Regions from separate parts of the Homo sapiens genome. Here region 2 is linked to region 1. A link is an interaction called in ENCODE POLR2A ChIA-PET data of the cell type or tissue named here. Cell type or tissue: A673. All regions are shown on one strand. Each heading gives the region's core, and the rest is flanking DNA. Links, peaks and the distances in the headings are about the cores only.

Evidence for each region. ChIA-PET counts read pairs that join two places held together with the same protein. Peaks named below come from ENCODE experiments on the same cell type or tissue, not always from the same donor. Only the 100,000 strongest peaks of a DNase experiment are listed, where the experiment ranks them.
Region 2: POLR2A ChIA-PET joins it to region 1 with 6 read pairs; 3 of 35 experiments call an interaction of 5 or more read pairs at or near these places.

The regions. Positions count from the first base shown.
Region 1 is chr12:16,108,233-16,118,024 of GRCh38, forward strand. The region is part of intron 1 of LOC101928362 (a long non-coding RNA gene); the gene reads left to right. Among named protein-coding and RNA genes, the nearest start is that of SLC15A5, 160 kb to the right of the region's middle. In A673, for the core only: no CTCF peak of the experiment used is centred there; DNase peaks (open chromatin) are centred at 4,169, 4,569 and 5,139; H3K4me3 peaks cover 1,072 bases; H3K27ac peaks cover 3,032 bases.
Region 2 is chr12:16,190,563-16,200,354 of GRCh38, forward strand. SLC15A5 (solute carrier family 15 member 5) reads right to left here. Exons shown (of 9, transcript NM_001170798.1): 8 at 3,783-3,891. It overlaps LOC101928362 (a long non-coding RNA gene), which reads left to right. Exons shown (of 11, transcript XR_001749028.1): 2 at 8,943-9,083. Among named protein-coding and RNA genes, the nearest start is that of SLC15A5, 82 kb to the right of the region's middle. In A673, for the core only: no CTCF peak of the experiment used is centred there; no DNase peak of the experiment used is centred there.

The DNA.
Region 1 (9,792 bases), core at 733-8,732:
CAGTTCATTCACATTTAGAGGAAAGGAGAACTCTAGGAGAACAGGAGTAGACCTTGATAAATAACCAGAAGTGGAGACAACTAGGTACTATCATAGAGCCATCATAACTGAAATATAAAATGCAGGCAAAGGAAAAATTTGGGTGGAAAATAACGAGTTCCGTTTTAGAAATACTGAGTTTGAAGACAATGTCCAGCTAAGGAGACAAATTTCTAGACTGAAAGTTGAGATTTTGGAATTATCTGTTTCTAGGTGGTAGTTTAATATTTTGGTTGATGGGATTGCCCAGGAAGATCAAATACACTGTAAAGAAGGTCAAGCACAGTATAACAACTTTAATGGGTGGCACAATGAATATGGAAAAGACTGACTTGGGAGGTGGAGGCACAGAAAGTCAAGAAAGAAAACAAAGGTCAGTGATGTGACAGAAAACAAGAGGGGAGAACATTTCATGGCGATGGGAAAGGATTGTCACTGGTGCCAAATGCTTTTTGGTTAGTGAGTTCCAAATGCTTTAGGGATTAGTGAGTCCACTCTAAAAATTGGACACTTGGAGGGCAATTCAAAGAGATTTAGCGATGTCACGTGTTGTGGAAGGTATCCAGGGGGAGGAAATTCTTTCCCCAGTCTTTTCCATGCTATTCTCACAATAGTGAATAAGTCTCACGAGATCTGAAGAGTTTTTCAGGGGTTTCCACTTTGCTTCTTCCTCATTTTTCTCTTGCCACTGCCATGTAACCTCAGTGGGCTGAAGAGAGAACATCGGGAGAAGAAGGATAGATATTAAGTGAACTCTTTCAAGGCAGGTTAGCTGTGAATACATTAAACTCCTCCAAAATGTGGTCTCTGGCCAAGAAATTGCATTTTGTTACTAAGTAAATTATCACAGATATGTAAAAAGAAGTACATCTACAGATAACTCATCATAGAATTGTTTATAAGAAAAAACTGGAAACTTTGATGTGCAACTGTAAGGCATTGGTTAAGCAATTTAGGATTCAGTCATGAAAAAAATATACAACCCTTAAAATTATGTTGAAGAAAATATACAGACATAAAAAATGTTTGTGAAATATGTTTTCTAAGACTTCTGATTGGGACTGTAGTCATTTTGTAATTTGAGGAAAGTCATTAAAAATGCACCTACACCCAAACTAAGGTTGGCTATGAATAGAGAGAAGAGATAAGGTAGTGGAGGGGAATCAGTCAAAGAATGGTTTTTATCTTCATCTTCCTTCCCCTCCTCCATCGTCTTTCTTACTTTTTAATTAATTGGAGACACTTGAACATGCTTATTTGCTCCAAGGAAGTAGCCATCAGATAAAGGCTTAAAAAATATATTGGGCTTGCAACAGGGAAAAGTAAGTGAAGAATTAAGTTTCATCTGAATTTGAGAAAAAATCAAATTCAGAGGAGAGTTGATGTGCCTAATGCTAAGCAAGAATGAAGACAGGATGGGGAAGAAGAAATGTAGATGGGGATATAAATGGGTGTGTAGGTGAGGGACAGGAGACGAAAAATCTGAGGAATGTTCATTCAGTACATTTTACTTTTTATGTGAAAGAAAAAGCTAGGTCACCCATCCACAGACTATAAGTGGGGTAGGGATGAGAATGAAGACCTTAGAAGTGTTGAAGTTTAGGAATATGATTATTTGCAGAGAATGGACAAGGACACATTAGTCTTATGGACGTTAACTTATAATGCTTGCCTTGTTTTCTTTGACATTGATACCACGGTAAGTCACAAAATGGGGAGCAAAATGTTAGCATGTTAATGAGAGGAATTCGTCTGCATAACTGTGTGAGTGAATAAGGTCCTGCCTCTTCATCTTATCACAATCGCTAACATGTATTTATGGAATTCTCATGATCAGGGCACCGAGGAAATTACACCAATGATGAGCTATAGTGCCCTTCCTTACGGAACTTACATCTGGTTGGGGAAAAGAGTCACAGTCACTTGAAAAGTTAACTACATTTCAAGGTAATTTTGCCATAAGTGATGAAAGTGGCATAAAAAATCAGACAGATGATTGATCACTTACAACTGGAGCGGTGAAGAGAGATTTCATATAGTTTTTACATTGCCTTTGTGTAGTTATTTATTTCCCTTTTCCAATAGAGTAGGCACTGCCATATTCATCTTCAACCCCTACCGTATTTCCTGGTACATGACAAGCACTTAATAACCATCACTGAATGAATAGACTAATGAATAAGCGAATAAACAAATCAAGTTAGACTTGAACAGGTGAAAGGGATAGAAATTCATTACAGTAGGGTTATGGTCACATAAAAATAAGGAATAAAGGAGAAGATAAAATAAAATCGCATTCACTGAGTATTTACATGCCAGATATTATATTATATTATATTATATTATATTATATTATATTATATACGATTTTACCTATATTATTAACTCACTTAATTGTTACAGCAACCCTGCAAAACAGGTATAAATATCCACCACCATAAAGGAATTAAAAAAGGAATTCCAGAGAGATTAGCTAACTTGCTCACACAGTGAATAAATGTCAGCAGTGGGACTGGAGCCTCTAGGCACAAGGCTTGGCCTAGGGCAGTGAAGAGGTGGGTTTCCACATCCTCCCTTCCAGGGATATGGCTGTCTTTAGCTTGACTGCAGTACATTATGTTTCTCTACCTTTAGTGTCCTGTAACTACTAGTTACATCTCAGAACACAGTTGAGTTGATGGCCTGAGTCCCCACTGCCCAAGACATCAAGTTGAGACTTTGGTATGACCCCTGCTTGTCTCTCCAGACGTATTCTCAGCTATCTTCATTAATTGATATCCATGCTACAGCTTTCCCGAACTCTGCTGGCTCACTTGCCCTGCTCCTCTTTCCCTCATGCAATTCTCTGTTCCCAAATGCTCTTCCTCATCTTGGCATTTATTCAGCTTTCAAAATATCACTCCATGGCTACTTCCTCTTTTCCTAATTTGTAAATGATAATGGTTGCATAAATTGATGTTTTGTCTTCCTAAGGCTCCATCATATTCTCTTTTTTCCCAAATAGTGATGCTGATGGATTCGTCTTTCTCCTCCCCTAAAGAGGACTTGGCCAAAGTGCAGTTTAATATTTCTTTATCTTTTATTTAAAAAAATTATTTGTTGATTGATATGGTTTGGCTGTGTCCCCATACAAATCTCAACTTGAATTGTATCTCCCAGAATTTCCACGTGTTGTAGGAGGGACCCAAGGGGAGGCAATTCTCTCGCCTGTCTTTCTCATGCTATTCTCGTGATAGTGAATAAGTCTCACGAGATCTGATGAGTTTATCAGGGGTTTCCACTTTTGTTTCTTCCCCATTTTTCTCTTGACACTGCCATATAAGAAGTTGCTTTTGCCTCCCGCCATGATTCTGAGACCTCCCAGCCATGTGGAACTGTAAGTCCAATTAAACCTCTTTTTCTTCCCCGTCTCAGGTATGTCTTTATCAGCAGTGTGTAAACGGACTAATACATTGATTAATTTTTTTAAAAAAATATAAAGACGAGGTCTCAGTATGTTGCCTAGGCTGGTCTCAAATTCCTGGTCAAATCAGAGACAGTGCTGGGATTACAGGCGTGAGCTACTGTGGCTGGCCCAGTTTAATACCTCTACAGCTACAAGTGGCCTCTCTACTTCAATATTGTGAAACACCAGGGAAATTTGGACACTTGCCCCAAGGCTATGATTCTGAAATTTTGTTCCTTTGGTAACTATGGAACCTCTTCCCCTCATCCCATGAGATAAAGAGAAAGGAGAATTGAAGTTATGCGCATATATATATATATATATATATATATATATATATATATGTATGTACTTTATGTATATATATGTGTGTGTATATATATATATGCACTTTATTCAGAGCCCATACAATTTTTCAGTTTCGTAAAGTTCTGGAATTCCTGAGCTCTTCTCCCTACATCCTATCCTGTGTCTGCTTACATTTTTATCCATTTTGGGAGTGTCTGCTAAGCTACTTGAGAGGAACAGAAAGGAAGCTTCTGCAGGTTCTGCCCAGGGGTGGTGGCCAGAGTGCAGCTGTGCCGGCCCCCTGGAGCCTGAGAGGCTGGGAGGGAAATGCTGGTGCCCTGAGAGAGGCTTTTTCTCAGGAACAGCGTGAAACGACACCCTTGTCTAGCTCCAGGGATTAATTAGCACTGCTTTGAAATAAATCCTTTACAAGAATTTTACTTCTCTGCAACAGGAAGCTATTTTTGAATTTGGATCAATTTACTATTATTAAATGAGACTAAGGATGGTCTTCTTCCATAGTCCTCTTATTCTGAATATAGCTAATGACTTCAAAGCCATGCATTAATACCATCCTTACTTTCATAGTGGTCAGGCCTTGCCTCTAGGTCCTGGGTGAAGAAGGGAGTGCTTATGGTTTGAGTATTTGTCCCCTCCAAATCTCATGTTGAAATTTGATCTCCAGTGTTGGAGATGGGGTCTAGTGGGAGGTGTTTGGCTCAGGAGGCGGATCCCTCACGAACGGCTTGGTGCCGTTCACGTGGTAGTAAGTGAGCTCTTGCTGTTTGTTCCCGGGACAGTGGGTTGTTAAAAAGAATCTGGCACCTCCCCTGCCCTTGCTTTCCTCTCTTGTCATGTGATCTCTCACACACTGGCTCCCCTTTATCTTCTGCTATGAGTGGAAACAGCCTGAAGCCCTTATTAGAAGCAGATGCTGGTGCTGTGGTTTAGCTTGCAGAATTGTAAGTCAAGTAAACCTCTTTTCTTTATAAATTACCCAGCCTTGGGTATTCCTTTATAGCAATACAGACTAAGACAGGTGGCAACTATGGTCTTTGCTACAGACTGGGCCTGGAGTTAAGTATTTGTGGTGCTGATGGGGGAAACTGAAGCTGCTACATAGTTTAACCTGCCTCAAGTTCAAGGATGTTTGGGGGCGGCCCTGTTTGCACTCACCGAGATAGGCCAGCAGGGGAAGGAGAATTGTTTCAAGAGCTCATAGGAGACTCTTTGCGGATCCCCTACTCTATAATTAGATGGCAGCTGGAAGAGAGAAGAAATTACCTATGGACTATGGGCACACCCATAGTCCACCAAGAGGGGATTCCCAGCTCGTGCACTCCGTCTCCAGATCTTCCAACTCTCCCTCATGAGTGCTCAGAAACTCCCTAGGGAGCCCTTAACCTGCAGCTTTCCTGTCATCTTGCTCTAGCAAAGTGGTATCAGAGAACATTTGTTTCTGACTTCTTGTACTTCATTAATTTTTACAAAATCTGATAAAATTTCTACTGCTTATCAAAGAGAACAAATGTTGTCTTCCAACAGGCACAAAGGCCAAATCAGGATGTGAAGTTAAAACACGTGTCAAAATTACATCTTTACGTGTTCATTTATACAGTTGTCAAGAATCTACACCTATTCCTAAAATCTCTGTGTACTGATAACAATTAGTAGCCATAAATAACCTAAATAAGTAGCCAAACTTTTTGCTAAAGGTTCAAATTTTGTTTTGTTTTGTTTCTTTTTGAGTTTGGAAAATTGAGGGACACTGGAAGCCCCTTTTCTATATAGAATATATTCCCTAAATTACAGAAGTGCAGTGAGTAAAGATAACTTGTACTATCCAGGTTTGCAGGAAGGATTAAAGAAATAAAAGTAAAAACTCAACATCATTTTGGCTACGTATTTGTTTATATTTAAGATTATTTATTTAGGATGTGTTCTTACATATGAACTTGTATACAAGTAGATTAAAAAATTGATAAATATTGCCAGATTGCTTTTACGAAAGGTAGAAACAATTTATACAAGAAAATCTTATTTTACTTAATACTGGATTTTATTATTAAACAATTATTTAAAGCCAGTGAAATTTATATTTGGAACTTTGAATTCCAAGAGTTCTATTGAACTTCTGTAGAAATGCAAAACAACAGCTTTAACATTTGCTAGGGCAAAGTTTTAATATTACGCGTAAATCACAGCACAGTTCGATGTACTCGAGTTCAATTTATTTTAACACACTTATTGAGTCTCTTCCATGTTCAAGGGACTGCACTATGCCTGGAGGCAAAAAGGTGGATAAAATGTGGTCCCCTACTCGGAAGCAGTTCCTAATAGTGTGGAGGACACCAGCATGTAAATCAATGATGAGAAAAAAGCTAAAGAATGATAAAAATAACAATAATAATCAACATTATAAAGTGAGAAGTATGTTCCACAGTCCAAGCATTATGTCTTAACATGCAGAAATGTAAAACACCCCTGGAGAATTAAATCCCAACACATGTTCTATGTATTTATGCAAAAAAGTGAATGATGTGGAATGATTGCAAACACAGGAAGTATGATTTTTTTTTTCAACTGTCTCAAGAGTATGAAACCCGATTGTTACAAAGACATCAGGAAGTCCATCTTGAATTGCTATCTAAAGCCCCTGCCTCATTCTTCTGATGCAATCTCAAGTAGATATCAAGTTAAAGAAACCATTTAGCACAGAGAAGAAATGTCACAGAAAAATCTTGAAATGTTACTGATTTTTTAAGAATGGCATAAATATCATCTGTAACATTTATCCCCAGAATGGAAGTGAATGAAGGATTACTCAGAACATATGAGAATGTCATCATTATGCAGCATTGAACAACATGGAGTGAATAAGCAGGAGACAGTAAACTTTAGTCAAAAGGGGACTCTGTTCACCACTGGGTTCCTAAGGCTTTGCATTCAATAAGTGTTGATTGAATCAGTAACAATGTTGTGATAATAGTAATGTGTTGCAGCTTTTCACATAAATTGAATTTTGATATGCATAGAAAATATTTTAAAGGCCAAATTTCTAGATTTCTTTGAAAGTTTGAAGCAAAACTCTTCTTCAGAACATAGGCTCAAAAGGTAGAGCAAAGTGAAATGCAAGCTTCTAGAGACAAAGTATGCTTGACACATAGATTGACTGAAGAGAAGCAAAATGGTTGAATTGCTCTTGGTAGTGGGTCACTGTCTAGATCTTCCTTCAGGATGGAGGCACTCATTCCAAACACCTGGGAAATAGGTGGTTGACAGCATGGACCTGAATGACTGTCTGGGAATTACCCTCAAAGGAAGAGATCTACTTGGCCCAAAGTAGCTCACACTCCTTTCCCTAGAGCAGCCCTCATCTATGACTGGTTGTTGGGGCCCCAAACAAATTGTGTGTAATAAAGTCCCATGCTCCTTGCCTCAAGGTGGGACAACTCTGAATACTTATTCCAGCTCCAGGACTTTCATGGGACTGTCTGAGGTCTGTCTGCATCGCAATTGCATTCTTTCACTGGCGTAAGCCGTCTTCCTTCACTTCCTCACAGATGGTCCCATGAGCACTCCCCAATAAGCTTCATGCGTGCAGCTCTCTGTCCCAGAGTTGGCGTGCTGGGGAGTCTGACCAGCGATGTTCTATGTCACTTATTATTTCTAAATAAAGAAGAGGGAGCTCTTCTAAAAGCTAAAACATCCCAGGGAGAACTGGGTTTGGGCCTTGGTTCAAGCTCAGTGCTAGGCACCCATGTATTCCAAAAAATGTAAAGTGGTAATCAGAGAATCAGAGAGATTTTCTTAGAATGTCTTAATTTTGAAGCTCTGTTTTCTAGCATTTAGCTACTTCTTATTATGTTAGAATATTACAAAATATTTTCAGTTTGATTTTAAGTGTAGCTAATATTTATTTAGCATGTATTTGTTTACTATTTATGTAAAATGAAACATAGTTACAGAAAAATAACACGGAACTGTGTAGATTAATGAGCGAGGCATTTGTTGAAATAATTACCCATCTTTAGAAATAGAACTTTTCTGGCTACCCAAGGAGCCCGTTCCAGTTTCAGCACTTCTCTTTCACTTCAAAGTAACCACTATCCTAATTCTATAATAAGCATTTTTTGGCAGTTCTTTATAGTTTCATCAAAATTGTGTATCCCTAGCCACTATAATTTTGTCTTGCCTATTTTTCAAATTTTAGGACTTCTAAATATTTTTAAATCTGCAGATCCTCCCTCTATCCCTTTCTTTTCCTCACAAATTATTTATTGAAGAACCTGAGGGATATTCACTGAAGAACCTGAGGGATTTGATCTGCAAAATTTCTTATAGCCTGTGTTTTTCCTTTTAACACTTTTCTTTGTCCTCTGTATTTCTACAAATTGGCAGCTGGATTCAGAGTCGTGTTGATCCCTTCTGAAAGATGAAATTTCAATCCCCATTCGATCCACTTAGATATCTTCACTGAAGCTTAAATTGTCCTGCATTTGGCTAGTGGGAGCTTCTTCAGGTTGGCTTTCGAGTTATTTTATTTATTTATTTGTTAGTTTGTTTATTTATTTATCTTTGAGATGGAGTCTTGCTCTGTTGCCCAGGCTGGAGTGCAGTGGTGCAATCTCAGCTCACTGCAACCTCTGCCTCCCGTGTTCAAGCGATTCTCCTGCCTCAGTCTCCCGAGAAGCTGGGATTATAGGCACCTGCCACCATGCCTGGCTAATTTTTGTATATTTAATAGAGATGGCATTTCGCCATGTTGGCCAGGCTGGTCTTGAACTCCTGACCTCAACTGACCCACCCGCTTTGCCTTCCCAAAGTGCTGAGATTACGCGCGTTAGCCACCATGCCATCAAGTTCTTTTAACATGACTGATAATTTTGTTTTGCTATTTGGCATGACAAGGTTTTCCAGGTGCAACTCGTACATTTCTTACCGTAGACATGGAAATAGCCACTTCTTCAAGAACAGTTGGTTGTTGTTTTGGGGGGAAATGTTACTTTAAAGCCACAACCTCTTTGCTAGAGATGGTTGTTGTTTCTAAGCATCTTCAGTGGACAAAGTTATTCCATGAGTTCACACTGATAGTTTTAATTTAAATTCCAGAGCACAGTTTTTTTTTTTTTTAACTTCTGCATTGCATCTGTATTTCCTTTCTTGCATACCAAAATCTTAGTTCCCAAGGACACAGGGGATCATAGAATCAGAACATTGCATAATTAATCATTTACCCAATTCTAATATTACATACCCAAACAATACTAATAGATCACTGGCAATATAATTACTGAAAATAACTAAATTGTTTTTGCATATACTTTCCTCATTCTCCCCATTAAGTGTTATAGGTGTGCTATATCTATATTATCTAAACATGTAGCTTTTAATACTATACTTTCCCCTTTTATTAAAGCTCATTTGATCTTAGTTCTATAGTAACTGTATGTTTTACATACTGTATTTAGCCCTACTCATCAGTCCTTATGTCTATGTCTCTCTAGTGAGTTGGATTATCTGAAGCTCATTACTAGTGTATTCCTCAGTAAGGGCTCATGGGAATAATATTTCTTGAGTTCCTGCATATTGATGACAGTTTGTTTATGTTCTTTCTATCTGAAAGTCACTTTTACTGGGAAAAAGTCCTTTAAAAATATTTCCTATAGACATTGAGTGTATTAATTAGGCTACTCTATTTTCTTCTGTCATAACGTACTGCTGTTGTAACATCTGATGGTAACCTAATTTTTTCTTTATAAATCACTTGCCTTTTTTTCTAGGATGTTCAATAAACTTTTTTGCTTTAAAATCCAATGATTTTTATTAGAATACCTTGTTGTTGGTCATTCTGAGTTGATATTCTTAGATTTGTGGTGTGCTTTTTCAATATATAGTTTCAATTTTCTTTTTTAATTTCAGGAAAGTATTTTTGATTAATTGTTTTTATTACTATTTCTCTTCCTTATTTCAATTTTCTTCCTCAGGGATTCCTATATTATGTAATTTGAACCTTCTTT
Region 2 (9,792 bases), core at 926-8,925, 83 kb after region 1:
ATACATAGTAGATGTTCAATAAATATTTGTCAAATGAACAAATGAATATCGGCTATAAGTTTAATTTTATCACATACACATAAGTTTCAAAAATAGATGGGGTCAGTCATCTATTTTTGATTTGTGAAGGTTTCAAAAGTTAATTTTACCTTCTTTTCCTTCTCAGTACATTACTAAAAATAACTGTAACTGTAACTCTAAGAGAATGAATACTGCCTGAACAACTCTGGTCATTTGTCTCTGATTTATGTCACTTTCAATAATTCTTACAGCATAGACACAAAAGATTACTAGAATATTTGACAAAACAAGTGCAATATCAACTTTATAACATGTGTTTCACAACACTGGAAGGACAGTGGTGTTAGTTATAAAAACAAACACTCTCTGCCCACTCCCTCTCAAAACACCTGAAATTTCTTTTTATTTTAGCACCAAATGTGGGATAGAATACATATTTATATAAAGCACTGTAGACATATTTACTTTCATCTACCTACTTCCTTCACCCCTAAACTGGAAAGCCTCGAGTATGACATGTCACTAATGCAGTATTTCAAATTTGATTGTGGAGGGGTTGTTTTCAGTTTCTTTGATGTGGTACATGTGACAGGTAAGTCTGGCCTTATATTTATGGATAATTCCTAGCTTTATGCAGCTGGGGATTTGAGATAATGTCCCAGTAACCCTCACAAGATTGGTTTGGTTCTAGGACTTAACAATAAGATTGTATCAGACTAATATGAACTTGGCTGTGGGGGTGTCTAGGGTGCTAAAACAGACCTCATCCTACCTGTATTTTGGTGAGGATGTTGTTTCATAATTAATACACTGTCCTCAAGATCTTGAGGACAAGAATAAGTTGGGACTGCCTTGTTCTTGATAGATTTGCCACTATTACCTGGCTGTGAACAGATACACCTTTGGGTTTGATAAAAAATGGGATTGTGATTGCATATGTGCTGAGATTAAATATGATTTGACTTGTAAGTAATGTGTTTCAATAATGCTGTCCCTGGGACATCGGTACTTTTCCCCATTTCTTTGCATGCTTATTGTTCATTAGTGTTTGACAAAAATAATCAGTATAGAAAAAAATCGGAATCATGCGCTCCTCACTGCAGACACTGGTCTTTCTCTCTCAGGTTTCATACTGTGTCTTGCTTAACTCTTCTGACTTGGCCTGTCCAATCCCAATGGCCAATAGGTCCCCAAGGCAGCATGTGCTTTGGCATTGATGTCATTGGTTCTAGCTGCTTAATCTCTGGAGGCAAATTTTCCAGAATCTCCTTACTTCTGACATGTGACATCCATTCTTTTCCTGTGGGGTGCTCGTCAACAGGTGGTAGTGGGTAGAGTTATTTTAACTGAAGGAAATAGTTTTCTCCCAAACCAAGTTAGGAATTGTCAGAGAGCAAGAAGGCAGCTCTTCTATGGCACCTGGAGGCAGCATAGTATAGAAGTGTAGAAGCATGGGCTTCAGAGACAAATTTGGGGTTGAATCCTAGTTGTGTGAACTTGGTCAGTTTATTTAACTAGCTTTGCACTTTAGTTTTTTGATTTATAATGTAGAATGAGAAGATCTATATGCCAAGAAGGTGGTGGGGAGTAAGTGCAGTTGTTTGTGTGTGTATAGCATGCCACCCAAGAAACACAGGCTGCTCAACACATAGAAAATTAATTTCTTTCCTTCTTGCTTTGTTTCTTCCTCTCTCTCTATCTTTATTCCCTCCCTAAGAAAGTATGCAGGAGAAGAGAAAGTAGATAGGAGATGGAGAAGATTTGGTAAGAATCAGATTCATTTCTGAATGAACTTTACATTTTTACTTAGTCACTTCTCATCTTTGGTTCCTCCAATCTCTGGTGTGTTGTATATTTTTATTCTTACCTCCTCCTCTGCACTCCACGCCACTATTTCTCACTTCTTTACAGGAACTCACTAGTTCCACAATCAGAGAGAAGGAATCACACTTGAATATTTTAATTTGGGCCCTAGATGTTAGCTCCATGTAGACTACAAGTTTGCCTGTTCAACTCTATTTCTCTATTGCCTGGAACAATGCTTAGCATGTTGGTTGAGTGTATATATTAATGAGTAAATCCCTGGGCTAATAGATTCTGGGTCCAGTGCCATTTCTACCTGAACTCTGTGCATGACTGCGGTCATCTTGGCCACACCTCAATGTAAGTCTAGGAGAAGAATAAAAAGGAGGAAGAAGAGAGCATATGGCTAGGCATAAGACCATTATAATTACAATTGCTAACACTTCAGAGCATTTACTCATCCTCACAAAAGCCTTATGATACAGTTACTATTTTTATCATTTCCATTTTTCAAATGAAGTAACTGAGGTTTAGCAAGGTTAAACAGCTTGCTGAAGTTTGTATAGCATGTAAATTGTGAAACTGGACTCAACTTGGGTGACTAAATTATTTTATGAAAGACAAGGATCAAACCTTACCATAGGATACAAAATAAAAATTGAGAGATGGTGCAGGTTTTTGAGAATTGCTGGGTGAGCACCACTTATGTGTCTGGAGGCAGTAGATGGAGGGGAATGAGGCCATGTGAAATCTGTTTTGCTACAATGCTGAGAACATTCCTGTTGGACCTTTCTGCAAAACTTTCTGGTTCTCTAATTTGATTTTCAATCTAAGAATGAGATCAGCATTTAGGAAAAGTATATACTGTGAAGGATCAGTTTGATAATTTATACACTTTGGAGTGTAAGAAATGTAAAAATTCAGGGAGCTATTAAGGCTTTTAATTTTGTTTTCAATTCTGCCTTGCATGAGGTTTGATTCTTTCTTATGCTGGACCATAAGCCCAATGAGAGCAGAACACTGGTGAAAATAAACCTTTATTGACATACTGACTTTGACATCTTTCTGGTTTATGACACCACCTATCACATGGCTGATGTTCAAAAAGAGATTTGTTAGGTTAATAAAATAATGACCTAGGCAAAGGTGAAGTGACAATGGATGAGATAATATATGACTAAATGACTAAAGAGATAAATGGATGGAAGGAAGTGAGGAAAATGAAAATCTGCTTAGTTTCTGCTTCGTGACAGACATTGTGATTAGCACTTTATCAATATTCGTCCCCGTAAAACCCACAAGAGGTTTTTTATTTTACATGTGTAAAAACAGAGGCCCAGAGAGGTTAGAGAATTTTCTCAAAAGTACACAGCTGTCCAAGAATATGTCAAGGGGAGAGAGAGAGAGAGAGAGAGAGAGAGAGAGAGAGAGAGAGAGAGAGAGAGAGAGAGAGAGAGAGGCTGGCAATGGATGGGTGGATGGATGGTAGCTGGTACATATTAAGCCACTCTCAGGTGACAAGCTAAGGGATTTTGTAGTTTTTTTTAAATTGACCTTGAAATGGTCACTGCTGATTTAAAAGCCTGAATAGGATCCAAATCTCAAGCATCATTAGATTTCTAGCTATTTGTTTAATGGTATTTGCTTTTAGTGGTAATGATTCACTCGTTCTTATTATCGATAAGCTTATTTCTAATTCTAAAGTGATGCTACATAGTGGGGAAAAAAATCTTGTGTTAGGATATGTTTTAGAATTTGTAAAGTACTATTTTATTATAAGGATTGATGGAAAAAGTGAAGTTCCAAATTGAAATTTCTTACCCTGAATAATCTGTTGAATTGCTCTAATATTCTAATTTGTCCAGTCATGGTGTACAGAATTCCCTGGCTCAGTGATGGTTCCCAGACCAATATTTCATGGACTCAGAAATTTTTCATCTTACCACACACTTACTTACCTTTGTGAAACACTGCAGAATCCCAGGACGTTCAACAATGTTAATGATGCCAGGAAGAAGAAGAAGCTTTCTAAATTGCCTTTGTTTAATGTGTTTGGAAACCAATTGCCTGTTTGGAACAAATGTAATTGTTATTCAACTGCAGAGTTGTAAGTTTCTGTGAATATTTTATCATTCCACAATTCATAGAGCTTTGTTCGCTTCAGTAATATCCACAAAGCAAAAAAGCTCATCTGAAACTTGATTGTCAAAATTTATTTAATTCTGTAATTAATAGTAAAATGATAAGCAAAGCACCCCAAATATTTTGAAGGTCACAAAACACTCTTAATTTGCATCGCACAAATATAGGTGTCAGAAGAACTGGGTTGTAAAGGTAATCCTGACTATTCCATTAACTTGCAGGAGCCATGTGTGTATCTTATTTATCCTTATATTTGTAGTATTTAGAACAGTGCCTGGCATGTGGGGATTATTTGGCAAATATATAGTGAATGAATGAAAAGTATTTTCTATGACCAGAGAGTCTGTTTCATATGCTAATTGTAAGGATAGTGAGATGATGTATATAGGTGATAGATGTTAGATTATTTTCACAACTTTGATAAATCCAGGGCTACCTTATGATAATATCACAGACCTCATTGGTCAAATTACTTGCAATCTCTGGCTAACATGGAGATTTTCTTTTCACCTAATAAGTAAATTCTTCAATTTGATACCACCAAATAAAGGATCTGTACTTCATTATGATGTCATACTGGGTATATATGAAACTATTCAAGGTTCAAGGTAATTACTTTAATTTGCTTCTAAGTTTTGACTTTTGCTTTGGAGCTGTGCTATAACTCTATCTCTATCTCTGTCTCTGCCTCTGTCTCTGTCCCTGCCTCTGCCTCTGTCTCTATCTCTATCCACGTACATACTTTTTATTTCTTCAGTAAATTTTGGGGTATTGTTTAATATATAAAATATAATGCACTATTTTATGAATATTGTATATGTGATACTTAATTTTAGGCAATACTTTAAAAACAGCAAGGAGAACTAGTATTACCAAATGTATTTACATTGCACTACAGAATGCTTAAAAGGGAAAAATCTAACTTAACAGAGAGAATTTAATTTAACTGTAGCTAGCTCTGAATGAGTTGAATTTTTTTACTGTTATGCATTATGAGAACATGAAATTATCATCTTTGAAGACACCAATGACAAGGTTTCATCATTTCCTTGCCTTTTTATAGGAACAACTCCTACAATGGAAGGTGAAGAGGGTGTGGGACCAGAGCAATCAGTCTGTTGACCCAATAGGACTGGGCTTCAGTACCATCTTTGGCACATGGGTTGTAGGGTTGTTTCCTGCAGTAGAAAGTGGTTCTTGGCCTCTCCCTTGACAATGCATACTTATAAATGGGATTTAACTTAAATATTCTGATCATAGTCAGCAAGTGCATAAGTATGACAATTGTGATTAATTGTGCCACTTCCCATTTAAAGCTGTTTGTCTTCTGTCTTTTACCTACTCAATGACTATTACTATGGATCAGCAATGAAAATTAGCTGTGTCTATTATATTCTTGGACCTATATCTGAAAGCTAGCCTAAATAAATTATAGCACAAATAAATAAAACGGTAAAGTGCAACTTACAAAATAGGTATTATTTTGTCAAAAGAACTGGGTTGTAAAGGTAATCCTGATTATGCTATTAATTTGCAGTAGCTGTGTGTGTCTTATTTATCCTTATATTTTCAGTATTTAGATCAGTGCCTGACAAATAGGGATTATTTGGCAAAATAATACCAAAATAGGTATTATGATAGGTATAAATAAGTATTACTATACCTATTTTGTGGTTCCACTTTACCATTTTATTTGGGTTCTATTATAATGAAAATTTATGGTTTTATTGCTACAGTTACATGATGCCTGTATCTGGTGTTTAGATGAGTAAATGAAGTTCACTGAATGTTTCTCTATAAGTCTTGTCTATTGGATATTGTGTAGCCTTTTTGATGTGTATATGTGTGCTTTTGTGTGTGTGCATGTGTGTGTGTGTGCCCGTGCATGTGTGCACACAGGAACTAAACATTTGATTGTACTTGAGTGGGGAGAGTTGAGGTGGAGGTCAAGATAAGGTGCAATAACATCCTACTTATTTTCAGGAAGAACTAAACCATCCTTCTAAGCCTATTCAAACAGTGCTATTTTTTCCCCTCTTGAATTAATATCCCAATTGTATTTCTGTCCTTTTCATTTCACATCAGCACTTTGCATGTCATGCGATTATACCTTTTTATCACCATGTTTCTCTGACTAGTGTAAGAGGAGTTTGCACAGAGTATGTGAAGCTTCAGAATTAACATGACATTAATTCTTCTTGGAGCATGAATTCTGGTCCATAATAAGTAATTGAAAAGACTATATTATAAGAGAGTCAGATGAGGAAGAAGAATATAAATTCACTAAGATCTTTAAAGGTAAAACATAATATTTTAAAGAAATTGTTTCATTATGGCAAATACCAGCCTTTTGGGAGATACTACTAGATCCCCCTGGGCACACCAGAGCACTCTCATCACTGGGGATGCTGTGGAAAACAGAAATGACAAGTACTATGACTTGGTATTTGGGAGTTTGTGGGTGACAGGAGAGAAGGACATTTGTACTAGAAAAGTTAGAGAAAGATAGTATAAATCTGTGGATATGGACAAAACATTTTGTGAGTGGGATTATCTTAAAAAAAAAAAGAAAAGAAAACCCCAAACCGAAGATTGCCATATTACGTATTCAAACTTTCTATAATGCTCCTGTATTCATTCTTAAATATCATTTTTAGCATGTGGCTTTCTTTCTAATGCTCATCTTCATTCTAGTCCCACATTTTTTCCATATTTAGATTCATTTAACATTCTCTGTATAGCTGATTTACATGGTAAAGAGAAGCATCGCCTGAATTGATAGCATGGGACAAACACTTGTATCAAGTCAGACAGAAAGATTCTTCAGGACACCTAAAGTTTACTTTATTTATATGGAGATGATCTGTCTATGTGAAGAGACAGAATTGGGTATAAAAAGATATAGAAAGGGCATGGGCTTTAGTCAGGTAGACTTTTAAAGTTGAATCTTGCCTTAACAGTGTAGTCGTTGGGCAAATAACTGGACCACTTAAGCCTCAGTTTCTCTTCTATGAAATGATGATAACAGAATCTCCCTTACTGAGTTGTCATGAGAAGTTAAAGAGATAATGGTTGTCAAGGGCCGGACACAGAGGAGGCACTCCACAAACCTTAGATTATCACCTCCTCCTGCCCCCTTTCCAGGTAGCTCACACACCATCATGTAGCCTGAGCTTGATCTTGGGTCTGTCTCCTATAAGATACTTCTTCATGTTCTGTATGCCTTTTTTTTTTTTTTATCATTGTCCCAGGACTGGTTGTAAAATGTTCCGTTTAACATTGTCAGTTGACTCCGCTCTTAGGTACTATAACTTTATTTTAGTAGCTTATAAACTTTTATTGTCGTAATTCACATTTGTGCCATTTTTCATCTGACATTTCCAGTAGCTGATTGAAATCAGGAGCATCCTTGCAAAGGAGACATAGTGAAGACTTGAGGTCTAGAATGAGGCTAACTAAACTTCTCCAGATCGCAGGATAGCTGAACAGGAGCATGAGAAACAGTGTGCCACATAGAGTCTGATGGGTCATTCATTCCCTGCCATTCGTAATGCCCACAGTGCACCCTAGTTAATACTTTCATAATATAACCAGCTAGTTAGTAATAGTGTTCAACTGCTGAAGTAGTAAAGGACTCAAAATATTTAGCATTGTTCAGAATTCCTCCAAATATCTCTTGCTTAGCTAGATGTATTTGTTCATTTGAAAGTCATTTTTTAGAATTTTTTTGTGTACCAGAAAATGTGCATTCCATGCTGCTTAAGAAAAGGAATTCATAAATTAGTAGGGGACAGGCAAAGTGTAATTATTCTGGAGCATTAGGCCTTGTAGACACTAAATAAAATGTTTCTATTTATCCGAAATTATCACAGTCATTTTAGAGACAAAGGATTGTAGAATCATCTAGACTCACTCTTTATTTTATATATTAATGAGTGAAGGAACAGAGAGGTCAAGTGAAACATCACTCAGCAGAACCCTCATCTTCCTGCTGTTATATCAAATGCACTGCTGTAGTCCACCTCTTGGTGTTTAATGCAACTACCACTTTTATGACTTTCTTTAACATCTTCTCAACAGTTTTAAAATGTCTGGATTTCAGTCTTTGAAATCACTTACCTCAAATTCTTTCTAAAATACCTAAGGACGACATTTCTACTCTGGTCCTGAGACTGGCATTCAACCTACTGTGAGATTCTTAGAGCAATTTACACTAAATTTAAAGCTTTTGAAACTGGATTGAGAAACATATATCGTGATACACACATGCTATAACACTATAAACTACACAAATTTGCTAATATGAAAGAAAAATACAGTTTATTTCTCTTCTATCTAATGCCCTACGTTGTAAGGCTCAAAATTTCATTTGCTGCCTTGATGCCTTTGAGCCTCACAGGCCCCAAAGGTCTAACCACATGTTCCCCTGCTTTCATTAGATAATGCTCCTCACCCAGAGGGAAGAGCTCCCCACCTGGCTAGTTCCCCTATTAGCCAGGCCAGCTGCACTCCACCCGGGTCTCAACCTAAGACGTTTCACTTCCCTGCTAGCTCTCAACATTATTCAAAGCAACCAATCACATTTAGCCGACAGGAACCAGCCTGTCACCACAGCCCTTTGTTACTACAAAGCCTGCCCCCCACAGACCCTGCTTGTTCACTGTATGCCTGAGTGCAACCCCAGGTGACCCTGCACATATCAGGGTATTTTCCTTTCCCAGGCTGTGAGTGTATGTGACTAATAAACTGCTGTCAGTCTCATGTGTAGACTGTCTCAAAAAAAAAAAAAAAAAAAAAGGATGCATGTTTTCCATAATCTCATACTATTTAGAGTAAGAGACACCCCCAGGTCACCAATGTGGTGAATAAGAGATGATCAGAACAGACCCTCACCACAGAAATCAAGGTCAGTTCTAGAGAAAATAGTAATAGCTTTTGCTTTAATGCATAATTACTGTTTATTTTTCTTTTGGAAGGAGGAGAAAAGAGAAAGGAACCCTCCCATTCATCCTTCCGTATCACTACTCAGAACCAAGTACCTCTGCTTCTAAACTACATCAGGGAGTGCAACTCCCATGGAATCACAGGACAAGAAGAAATGGGAACAGATATTTAAGGTAATAGATATACAAATTACCTTGATTTGACTATATAAATTTATCAAATGATCACACGTATCTTGAAAACAAGTACACCTAGTATGTATCAATAAAAAATTTTTTAAAATAATAAAAGAAGTAATGGGAATAAGACATAGTCATCCAAGAAGTATTGGATGCAGTGCAACCTGCCTGACCAAAAATAAAACATTATAGGTGAGTATGAGTTCTGGGGGGTGCCAGATAGCCATGTATGCTTGACACTGTGGTCTATAATCACTCTATCTAGTCAGAGTGTTAGAAAACCTAAAAATGCTGTAAAGTTCTCATTGTAGCCTAGCAGTCTTGGGCTTAATGGGTCACTTTAACTGTAGACTTTAGCAAAAATATCCACATACACTCTCAGTTAGTAAACACTACTCTCAGCAAATCTCTTCTTTTGAGCATGAGTAAACAGAAAAAGGGTCAATATGGGTAAGGAAAAGTGACTACGATACATGTTATAAATGTTGCTTACAGGAAACACCCTGAACACAGAATGACAAAGCTTAAAATAATAATAATATTATTAATAATAATATAATAATGAATGAGAAACTCATAAGACAAAGACAAAAAATACTGGAAAGTACTAATCTCAGCAAAGTTGAATTCAAAGGAAAAACTATTTTAAAGGGACATTGAAAATTTTTTTATATTGATAAAAAACACAATTCAAATTGAAGAT